2 separate regions of the Homo sapiens genome follow, and region 2 is linked to region 1. A link is a loop called in an ENCODE intact Hi-C map of the cell type or tissue named here. Cell type or tissue: PC-3. All regions are shown on one strand.

Region 1 (2,500 bases):
TTCTTTTGTAAGTGTCTTTAATTGAAGTTCAGTACTCTATGACCAGCCTTGTGGTGTCAGATGGCAGCTTGTCTGGTGGACTTCTTGACTATTACCAGTGTGTTCAGGTTGAACCTTCCTGAGGATTTGTGTGTATAGTACCCTCTTATTTCTAGTATTAATAACTGATTCCATGGTTTGTTTTGGAAATTCTGCATAATCCATAAAGTTATGTCTTTTATTCCGCATGAAACAGATTTGTATTCAAAGATAGAAATGCAATTTAGTATCAGTAGAAAGTATGCAATGTAGTCTGTCCTGATAAGGGGACAATAGCTTTCTTTCCCCCTTTACTGAGATTACCATTCCCTTAGATTAGGTTTTGATAGGGCTTCTCCTCCATTTCATTCCACCTCCCTAGTGCAGTTTATTCCGCCCAGTTCATAGCTATCTTTTTAAAAATAATTATATTAGGTTCAGAGTATCTTTGGAAGGACTGGCCAAATGTCAGAAAACAAAAATAGGTGTGATGTACATTACATTTCTGCCAAAAGTATGTTCAAGTATCTTGAAGTTTTTCATTGAGATAAAATGGTTGAAATCTAATTGAAGCCATGATGAGTAACTATCATCTCTTGGTTGAATGGTAAGCCTGTTGTAAGCCAAAAGTTTCCCTGCTTCAAGGTTAATTTCTGTACATCTGACCTATTGAACAGGCAGTGTTGAGTCATATTTTTTATGTCCAAATATAATTAAGAAATTGATAAATGTATTTTCTTTCTGTTTCTTTTCTCTCTTTCTTTCCTGATTTAGACAGTGATTTTTGAGTAGAAGTAGCCATGGCAGTTTTCAAAGAGCAAGGGTCAGACAGTGATTTCCACAGGGGGGTGAGGGTTGCAGGGTTGCAGGTACCTTATATCAAAGGTAAAAGGTACACCGTATGAAACCCAGAGGGAGGCATACGGTGTGCTCTCTGAAATGCATCACTTATTTTTCATTTCCCCCACTCCCATAGAAGGCAGAATACAGAAAAGAAAACTACTGTTGTTTTCATTACTACGGAGGTAAAAGAATGAGGAAGGTGGAGAGGGGTTTTTCCTTTTTTGTTAGCAGTCCTGTCGGCAATGTCATCGACTGTGCTCCGCCCAATTTCTCTTGTCACGTTCTCTGGTGTTCAGCGTGGTCTGAACTGCAGCCGAGTGTAGCTGGGGATTGCACTCTGCCGTTGGCAGTGGCGGGTTGGGGTGAAGCGGATGGGGAGGAGGAGACTGGGAGCGATCGGTGCATCTTATTTCTGGTGGGACTTCAAGGGTACTGAAGTTAGCCAGTCTGCCCATCAGTAGAGGTGGCTGACTGTGAGTAGGTGCTTCAGACGAAAGCATGGGAGAGGGTGGAGATTGTTTGTTCAGTGTGATTCAAGCCAGTAAAGCTAAGAGAATTCGAAAACCTCTGTGAAGTCCGGGGACTGGGGACTGGGTCCTGACTGCTCCTGCAGGGATTCACCTGAGGGCTTGCAGACATCATGAGGGTGGGTGGAGAAAGAGAATGAAAACCCCCACAGGCATTGTCAGACAGCCAGAGTGAAGAGAAAACGTCTCAGTGGGGGTAATTAGATAAAGCTTTTAAATGCTCTATTTGTTTTTCTCTAGTTTGCTTGGTATTTCATCTCTTTCCCCCTTTTCAGAGACTATGGGATAGAATTGTTATGAAAGTGTCTGATACTTCTGGTGGTTTAATCACTTTAAAATTTTTCTTTTTCATTCAGATATACCTTCTAGGACTTAGTTAATTTCACCCTGCTTTTGTGGAGGCCTTTAGCAAAGATTCCACGTTCATGCTGAGAGGAACACTGTGGGAGTTGGGTGGGTATGTTGACCCATTTTACAGCTGCGCGGTGGTCCACCCGGGGGCTGTTAATGAATCAAACTTGGAACCCAGAACTCCTAACTCCAGCCTAGCCCTGTAGAACAGCTGCTTTTTAGAGTCAGTTTGACCTCAGGAGGACTTAGCAGCATTAAATATATACTGCCTATTTATCTCCATGTGTATGGTGTGTGGTTTTTAAATAAGACCAGATCCTTTTCAAAATAAACCTAATTGAGTTTGAAGGTATAAGGAAATTTTAAAAAGCACTTCTGCTCTTGGTAGCATTTCTGTTGATGAACTGTGATGACATGTATCTTTTTAGTAGCCTTTCTACCTCATGAGATTGTTGTAAGGATAAAGTAGATGTTCCAGAAAGTCAAAATCTATAAACGGAAGAAAGTGGTATATTTTGAGCTCAGGAAGCTTTGTGGGTATCCATTCTGGATTTCCTTTCCAGAATTTTGCACACCTCCATTACCTTAGTCAAATTTTGCCTAGGAGTTTATGTTCAGATTGGGGAAATGCAGCACTTTGTTTTTGTTTTTAGTGCTGGGAGACTAACAGGACTAGCAAATTCTTCTTAATGTGGTTCACTTAGGTGAGGCAGAGTCTTGCTGTCGCCCAGGATGGAGTGCAGTGGCACAATCTTGCCTGT
Region 2 (2,500 bases), 300 kb before region 1:
CAGGAGAGGTTTAAGGTGGTCAGAGAGCAGGGAGAGCCCTGTGGCAGAAGAAGTGGCAGGTACAAGGACTGGAGGATGGGAGGGGCCTCATAGGGAAGGAAGGGCAGGGTCCTGCTTGGGCAGGTGCACCTCTCTTGGTTGATCTCAGGGTCTTAACGGTAGATCACCAACCAGGTCATCTCTTTCCAGGCTGAGGTGTGCAGAGATTCCTGATAAGGAGGGGACCTGGGGCCAGGCTGCCTGCTCCTAGCACAGGGTTCTTGCCTACCACCTCTCTCTCCCACCAGCACCAGAAGTGCCAGGGGTGGGGGCAGGTCGGGGGGGTGGGCAGCGGATCTCAAGGCTTCTGGGAAGTGAAAAGTATATCTTCCTCCAAAAATTTTAGATACATAAATAGAGCTTTACTGATTCCAAGAGATAGTATAGTGAGATTATTGCAACGAATTTAAAAAAAATCATGATTTGGATCTTAATTTGGCAAACTCCCAGCTGTGTGACATTGGGCAGGTAAGTTATGTCTAGACTTCACTTTCTTCATCTATAAAATGGGGACAGAGATTATGCCTTCTTCATCGAGTAGTTGTGGAGGTTCAATGAGAATATGAATTGGAAACACTTAGTAGAACACCTGGCCCCTAGTAAATACTCAACGAATGTCAGGTGGTGTTGGTCTTCATCTTTATTGTGTGAGAAGGATGATGAACTCACTGAACATATGAGGAAACTGAGAGGCCAGAGTGGAAGCCAGGACTGTCATGCAGGTCTCTGACGCGCTGTCAGTTTCTGTTCTGCAGGCTGTGAGCTGATTTGTACCTGGGAAAGCCAAAGTGTTCACATAGACTAAGTCAGAATAAGCTCCTCCAACTCGACTTGATCCTGGGTGCAGAAAATGCTGGAAGCCTGACACAATCACAGCCCAAAGGGAGCAAATGAAAAGAAATCCTCTGAATGAAATTTGGGGTCTCACTTCGGGCAGCACCCACCCTCTGCAAAAGGGAGATGTTTCCACAGCTGCTGATCCTGGATCCAGAGGCAGCACTCCCTCCACGAGGGACACTCGGGCATTGTAAACTCAAGCATCCCTTTGTTTTCCATTCTTCACTCAGACATTCCTGATGACTAACTAGGGATCAATATAAATCACGTCATTGTGATCTCGGGTCTTTTCCTGCTAAAGAAAAGTAGAGAGTATAAGGAAATGACGGTGGTTTGAAAACAGAAAGCAAAAGTACTCCCTACAAAAGTTATCTGGAGCTATTAGGAAAACAAGGAAGAGGCTCCTGGTGATTTGGAAGCCGGGCCAAGGTCTAGGATGCAATTGATGTCAATAGGTCCTTTGCAGGTAGAGGGACAGGTGAGGTCATAGTCTGACGTCTGTTCTTACAGGGCTCCTCCCTGGAAATGACTCGCTCTCTCTGTACTCATTTCCTCTCAAGGCTTTGTTCCAGCAAGGGTTTCTTTTGAAATAGGAGAATCCCAGGTGGCACAGGATGGGATGGGGTCTCAGTGGGAGCAGTTGCTGCAATTGCGAAAGAGGAGGAGGAGGAGGAGGAGGGGAAAGAGGCAATACTTCCAGCCTCCAGGGAAAATCTCTGTGCTTGCTGCCTTATCACAGTGACTGGGTAAGCCCAGGGATCCAGTAACGAAGGAAGGAGGTAGGGGGTGGCCAGGACAATAGTTCAGTTGTTGTCCAAGGCACGCCCTCATCACCTTCGTCATTTCTCTTTTTGAGGCAGAAATCCACCCTCAGATGCACACACAAAGCTGTCATTAACAGAAGCTTCACGTGCACCCCGGAAAGCAAAATTGGGCACTCGGCTTCAAAGGAAACGGCTTCTTCCTTCACAATACTTCATCACTAAATGGTTGTCTGGCATGTTTGTTTTTTCAAATGTCCACATTTTATTTGTCCAACTGATTGTCTCTTTATCAGCAGCAGCCAGGACCACAGCTGAACTGTTTGTGAGTTGGTAGTTTATAAAATCAATGCTAAGTCTTTGCTAGTGTTTCTCTAACACGCTCATTTGTATTTATTCGTCTCAGAAGTCAAAGAAAAAAACACAACATACAAAAGGCAGAGTGGTGCTTTTCTATGTCAATATGTGTTTGAGGACTTTTCTAGCTAATTGACATAAACTCGACAGCTAGACCAGATGACAAGCAAGAATATCCATCCCATAATGAGGCTTCCGGCACTGGCTTAATCAAGTAAATCCAGAAAACAAGGCTCAAAATTACTTGAGAAAGGTTTTAATTGTTTTTGCATCTTTTCTCTTTTTTCTTTCTCTTATTTTAGAAAAATTATTCTTAGAGGTAGAGTCTCAATACACTTCCCAGGCTGGTCTCAAACTCTTGGTCAAGCAATCTTCCTGCCTCAGCCTCCCAGGTAGCTGGGACTATAGACCTGAACCACTGTGCTGTTTTTGCATCTTAAAGGCAGAGCTCTGAGGGAGAGGTGGATCCCAAGCCTGTGGGTTCACCTGCTCTAAGAAATCAATAA

The links. Peaks named below come from ENCODE experiments on the same cell type or tissue, not always from the same donor. Only the 100,000 strongest peaks of a DNase experiment are listed, where the experiment ranks them.
Region 2: it touches region 1 in a loop (3.0-fold over the local background); 7 of 110 quality-filtered maps call a loop at or near these places.

Annotation. Positions count from the first base shown.
Region 1 is chr6:7,111,697-7,114,196 of GRCh38, forward strand. All of the region lies in intron 1 of RREB1 (ras responsive element binding protein 1), which reads left to right. Among named protein-coding and RNA genes, the nearest start is that of RREB1, 5.0 kb to the left of the region's middle. In PC-3, no CTCF peak of the experiment used is centred here; a DNase peak (open chromatin) is centred at 1,385; H3K4me3 peaks cover 2,179 bases; H3K27ac peaks cover 2,209 bases.
Region 2 is chr6:6,810,155-6,812,654 of GRCh38, forward strand. No RefSeq gene overlaps it. Among named protein-coding and RNA genes, the nearest start is that of LINC03055, 74 kb to the right of the region's middle. RefSeq lists enhancers at 724-1,923, 1,312-2,253. In PC-3, no CTCF peak of the experiment used is centred here; a DNase peak (open chromatin) is centred at 1,477; H3K4me3 peaks cover 1,190 bases; H3K27ac peaks cover 2,500 bases.